2 separate regions of the Homo sapiens genome follow, and region 2 is linked to region 1. Evidence: read pairs that join two places in POLR2A ChIA-PET (ENCODE). Cell type or tissue: HCT116. All regions are shown on one strand. Each heading gives the region's core, and the rest is flanking DNA. Links, peaks and the distances in the headings are about the cores only.

Evidence for each region. ChIA-PET counts read pairs that join two places held together with the same protein. Peaks named below come from ENCODE experiments on the same cell type or tissue, not always from the same donor. Only the 100,000 strongest peaks of a DNase experiment are listed, where the experiment ranks them.
Region 2: POLR2A ChIA-PET joins it to region 1 with 6 read pairs; 2 of 35 experiments call an interaction of 5 or more read pairs at or near these places.

The regions. Positions count from the first base shown.
Region 1 is chr22:37,086,951-37,089,854 of GRCh38, forward strand. TMPRSS6 (transmembrane serine protease 6) reads right to left here. Exons shown (of 18, transcript NM_001374504.1): 7 at 2,628-2,832. Among named protein-coding and RNA genes, the nearest start is that of TMPRSS6, 21 kb to the right of the region's middle. RefSeq lists an enhancer at 950-2,149. In HCT116, for the core only: no CTCF peak of the experiment used is centred there; a DNase peak (open chromatin) is centred at 1,371; H3K4me3 peaks cover 823 bases.
Region 2 is chr22:37,297,399-37,300,302 of GRCh38, forward strand. It overlaps CYTH4 (cytohesin 4), which reads left to right. Exons shown (of 13, transcript NM_013385.5): 5 at 166-284; 6 at 1,828-1,908. Among named protein-coding and RNA genes, the nearest start is that of CYTH4, 16 kb to the left of the region's middle. In HCT116, for the core only: no CTCF peak of the experiment used is centred there; no DNase peak of the experiment used is centred there.

The DNA of each region.
Region 1 (2,904 bases), core at 305-2,804:
GACTTCTGGGCTTTTAGAAATCTGGAATGTCAGCCCTGAAAAGACTGGTGACACTGTTGGGGTCAGCTGCTTGATTTCCAGATAGGGAAACTGAGGCCCTACCGGCAGTCCATGGCAGAGATAGGCCTGCGCTAGGCACTGTCTGTGATGGCTGGTACCCTCCCACATATGTAGGTGCCCCTGGTCTGCCTGTCTCAGACAGGGGTTCCCCAGCTCCCCTTCACCCTCTCACCAACCTCCCCCAAACTTCCCAGTGTCAATGGCAACACTCTCTGGAGTCCAGCGCATCTGATGGGTCAATTTATAAGAAACTAACGGCCCCACCTCCCTCTGAATGGGCAACCCAATAGCCTCCCTGCCTGCAGACTGTGCGTGGGCACCTGGGCCTTGACAGGAGGAAGGGGTGCTGCTGGAGGGATTTCAGGCACCTTGGCAAGCGAGTACCTGAGCTCCTCCAAGCACAGCCTCAAAATCGCTACACATGGCACCCAAGCAGCCTGCAGCCAGCTGGAGGCATGGTGGGCATAACCCCAAGGGTCTCCCTGGGAGGGTCTTGGTGCCCAGGGTCCGGGGATGGGGCATTTCCCCTGGCCTCTTGCCAGGGGAGGGAGGTGGCCTCCAGTAGCAGGCACCACCCCCCTCACCCCCCAGGCCCTCGTCCCTTCTTCCTACCATTCCAGCTTGATCTTCCTGCTGCAGCACCCAAGTCTCCCCAACCACACCGGTGCCCCCCACCCTCCCATACAGCCACGTCCTTTTTGGCCTTACCGGCTCATCTTCCCTGGGAGGTGGGAGATACGATATTAGGATGGAAGAGACCTGGAGGTCACCTTTAATGGGGGCTTTAGCTTTCATTGTTGGGGGGTTTTATTTTATTTACCTAGCGGCAGAGCCCTTCTTATAAATGAAATATGGAACGCAGAATCAAAGCACATGGTTGAAACTGAGCAAGGGGCCACCTGCTCTGTCTTCCCATCACCACCAAAGTCCCCCTCACCCCCATTCCCTAGCAGGTGTCTGGGGTACAAGCTTGAGAACCCCAAATGTTGTCTGACCTGTCATTTTAGAGCTTCTCCAAGGGTCTGGGATGAGAGAGCCACCAGGAGCCACAGTGAGTAGGAACAGAGCTGGGCCTGGCAGTCAGGTCCCCTCCCAGGCTGAGAGGCACCTGGAGAAGCCCCAGGGGAAACCCCTAAGTGTCCCCACCCTTTTTGGACCTGGAAGTCAGATGGTGTCTGGCTTCTCTGCACTTCCCAGAGCCCTCCAGAAACTCAGCCCACGCACATGCCGCAGATCGAGGTCACACCCAGCAGGACAGCAGGAGGGGTGACAAGGAGAGAGCAGCTTGGAGAGGCCCTGGGGGAGGGGTGTGGCAAGAACCTCTGCCAGCTCACATTCAAAGACTGCGCTTGATCTGAACACACTGGTCCCATCCCCATCTGCCTGGAGGCTGGCCACAGCCCAAGTGAGACAGAAGAGGCATCAGCCTGACGCCCAGCACAAAGTAAGTGCTCAATAAACAATCGCTGAGAACTGCCCAGCCCAGAGCATCTTCCCCACCTCCTGCAGTGCTTTGTAGGCTAACACCCATCTCCCCATCCTGTGGGAGGACCAGGCTCCCAGAGGTCAAGGCCATTTCCAGTCCCTCCTCCCCACCCCCAACCACCTGCCCTCTGATCCTGATCACTTCTGTACTCCACTCCATATCTTATGCCCTAAAGCCCTACTTCTGTGCTCAAGAACTTTCAATAGCTCCCCACTTACCAAATATCAAAGTCCAAATGGCTCCTGGCACTCAATGCCTTTTGCGGCCCAGTCCCAGTTAGAGCATATATAATGATAACAATAATGGCTAGCGTGTAAGTGCTAGGCACTCACTATGTGTAAGGATCATGGCACAGATAGTCTGATTTAAATCCTCCAATGATCCGGCAAGGTAAGCAGGTTCTAAGAGGCAAAGTAACTTGCCTTAGGGCACGCAGCTAGGAGACAGGGGGTTCCCCGTCACATCCCCACACCCCCGCCCCACACACCAGTAAGCCTCTCTGCTCTTACATTTAATCCGTGAGCTCTGATGCATTGCTAGAACTTGCAAAGCAGTACCACCTACATCATTCATTCGTTCACTCAAAATAGATACTGCACACCTACTGTGCGTTTGGTCTAGGCACGAGGGCCCGGCAGTGAAGACATCCCCTCCCATGGGGAATCTAGTATCTCATTTAAACCCCACCAGAAGCCTGGGAAGCAGAGAGGGTGGGTGTTCTACCAGGAAGCAGTCAGGATTTAGGAACGAGCCCAGAGGTTGAAAGTCCAGGCTGCAGCCAGACTCTGAAACATCCCAACAAGCCACGGTGCCTCCCAGAGCTGACTTCAGGAGTCATCTACAACAACGGCTTTGTTACAGATGGGGAAACTGAGGCTCGCGGAGGGGAAGCGCCCCCAGTACACAACCATCTCCAGCCTCCTCTCCCCTATCCCCTCTAAGCTAGCCGTCCTGTCTCCCAGATACCCAGGCCCAAGGTCCTACCCTCCCTTGTCTAAGAATGCTGTGTGTGACTTTCAACTCCCCCATCAACCACTCCCTTTTCCAGCCCTCCCTCCTGCCCTCCTTCCCAGGGACTCACGAGGTGATGAGCCTCTTCTCCAGGGGCCCGGCCACGTCATACATGGCCAGTCGGTCCCGGCACTCTGCCAGCGTCCACTCCAGCCGGAGTTTGAGCATGAGGTCCTTGGGGCCCTGCAGGTGCCACAGGCAGCTGGAGGCCAGGTGGTCAGGCCCCTTCAGCCGGAGGACCTGGCCCTGGCCCACGTAGCTGTAGCGGTAACAACCTGGAGCGGGGAGAGGGGCACAGCCCCTGATTCCTGTGAGCCAGAAGGAGGGGACCCTGGGGAGCCAGGTCC
Region 2 (2,904 bases), core at 89-2,588, 210 kb after region 1:
AAGGCAGCTCCTATGAAAGAGGGGTCAAAACTTCCCAGAACAGACTGTGCCAACACCAGAATGCCAGGCTCCAGGATTCTGGCCATGGAAGCTCCTTCCTCCCTTCCCCCTCCCAGGCCTGCTTCCATGCAGCAGCTGCTCACGGCTTCTGTGTACCCCCTCCAGGGTATCCAGTATTTCATTGAGCACAAGCTGCTGACCCCTGACGTCCAGGACATTGCACGGTTCCTGTATAAAGGCGAGGGCCTCAACAAGACAGCCATTGGTACCTACCTGGGGGAGAGGTAAGAACGAGTGGAGCCTTAGCGAGGCAGGAAATGAAGGTGTGCAGGTGTGTACAGGTGTGTGGATGTGCAGGTGAGAGGATGAATTATGTTAGCAAAGTCATCACTCCTAGTGCTTGAGGGGCTCACGGATCATCCCCTCCAGATTCTGAGTCAAAGCCTGACTGCCTTCATTCATTTAGTCATTTATTCAACAAATAAATGTTGCTCAGGGTCTACTGTGTTCCAGGCACCATCCTAAGCCCTGGGTGTACACCAGTGAATAAGACAGACAAAACTCTTGTCCTCAGGAAGTCCATGCTAGTGGGAGAGACAGGTCTCAATAGTTGTAAAATATGTTAGAGAATGATAAGCTCTGTGGAATACAAATCGAGCAGGGAAGGGAAGTCAGAAATGCTGGGGACCGGCCAGGCTCGGGGCTCATGCCTGTAATCCCAGCACTTTGGGAGGCCGAGGCAGGCAGATCGCGAGGTCAGGAGTTCCAGATCAGCCTAGCCAACGTGGTGAAACCCCGTCTCTACTAAAAATACAAAAATTAGCCGGATGTGGTGGCAGGTGCCTGTAGTCCCAGTTACTCAGGAGGCTGAAGCAGGGGAATCGCTTGAGCCTGGGAGTCGGAGGTTGTAGTGAGCCAAGATCACGCCATTGCACTCCAGCCTGGGCAACAGATTGAGAACGAGACTCCGTCTCAAAAAAAAAAAGAAAAGAAAAGAAAACAAAGAAAGAAAGACATGCTGGGGACCATAGGTTGGGGGCTGTGATTTAGAATAGCGTGGACAGGAAGGGTCTCATGGAGAAGGTGACATTTGACCAAAACGTAAAAGAGGTGAGGGCATGAGCAGTACAGACATCTGGGGGAGGAGCGGTCCAGGAGTAGCAAGTAAAAAGGCCCTGGGGTCAGAAACAGGCTCAAGAATCTAGACTGGACGGGAGGAGAGAGGAAGGATATTGTGGGCGAGGAGGTGGGGATCTGTGGGAGCGCTCTGGGCAAAGGACTGGTCTGAGGGGTGGGCGAGTGGATAGGGGTGAAGCTGGACCAGAGAGTCAACAGCCCTCTCCCCAGCTCCCAAGGACACCCCTCCCTCCCGCGGTGAGCAGGGGATGCAGACGGTGAGAAGGGCACCTTCCTGCTTCAGGAGCTGGGGAGAGGGAGGAGATGGGGGAGGTCAGCTTCTCTCCCTTGTACAGATGAGGAAGCTGGGGCTGGGAAGGTCAAGTGGCTTCCGCGAGGTCACCAGGTGGGAAGTTACAGGAAATGAGGAAGGCCTGGACTGAGGGCAAGGCCGCTCCAAAGCCAGGGCTCCCCTCCCAGGCCAGACCAGCGCTGGTGAGCCGTGAAGGTGTGTGTTCCTGCATGGGAGGACAAGGGTGTGCCCTCAGGGTGTGATATGGGTGGGACAGATGTGAACACACCAGATGGCAGCTGGACCCCAGAAGGACAGATGTCTCTGTCCTCTCCCTCCCCCACCTCAACCCCCTCCAGGAGGTGGGTGCCAGCAAGTATCCAAGTGTGTCCCACCCTCCCTTCCGCCTCCTCCCCCAGGGATCCCATCAACCTGCAGGTCCTCCAGGCCTTCGTGGACTGCCACGAGTTCGCCAACCTCAACCTCGTCCAGGCCCTCAGGTGAGTAGTCCTGGGGCAGGGTCCCGGCCCTCAAGGGTGGCACAGCCCCAGTGGCTGGGGGTGTCGCGATCCACATAGCTGACAGCACAAACAAAGGGTTGGGAGCAAAGAAGAGGAGGCAAGGAACAAGAATGACTTCATGATAGTACTGCCTCACAGAGCTGAGCTGGACCGCCTGGGAAAGGGCCTAGTTCCTTGCAAATAGCAAATACTGCCTTCTTAGTTAGAATTCTATCATGCCCATATTTAATCATTCTAATCATTATTACTTTATTATGGTCATTCTCCTACTTTTTGGATTAGTGCATGTTTTATTTATTTTATAAGACTGCTTAGCATGTATTCCAATTATTATGACTTATTAGCTTCTAATTAGGGTACTGTTTTTGGTACTCATTTTTACAACTGCAGAGGCAGTCCAATTATCAGTTTGAAGCACAAACTCTGGAGCCAGACTATACAGTTCAAATCCCAGCTCTGCTGCTCACCCCCGTGTGACCTTAAGCAAGCCATACACATGCACAAAATACAAAAATTAGCCGGGCGTGGTGGCGGGCGCCTGTAATCCCAGCTACTCGGGAGGCTGAGGCAGGAGAATCACCTGGACCTGGGAGGTGGAGGTTGTAGTGAGACAAGATCACACCACTGCACTCCAGCCTGGGCAACAGAGTGAGGCTCTGTCTCACAAAAAAATAAATAAACCTTCCTGTGCCCCAGTTTCCTCATCCGTAGAATGGGGATAATAATAGTACCAACTTCACAGGGTTGTGAAGACTAAATGGGAAAGTGTTTAAAACTGGTCCACAGTGAGTGCTTAGTAAGTCTTGATGCTGCTTGAAAACTCAGATTCCGAGAAGGAGCATCTGATCTGGGCTTTGGAGGGTGAGTAGGAGTTCACAATACAGAGAAGGAAGAAGCCACCACCATCCAGTGTTCTCTAACTCCCAGCTCTTTAAGGGAGAGGGGTAGGTGACTTGGGAGTCTCCCATATTCATT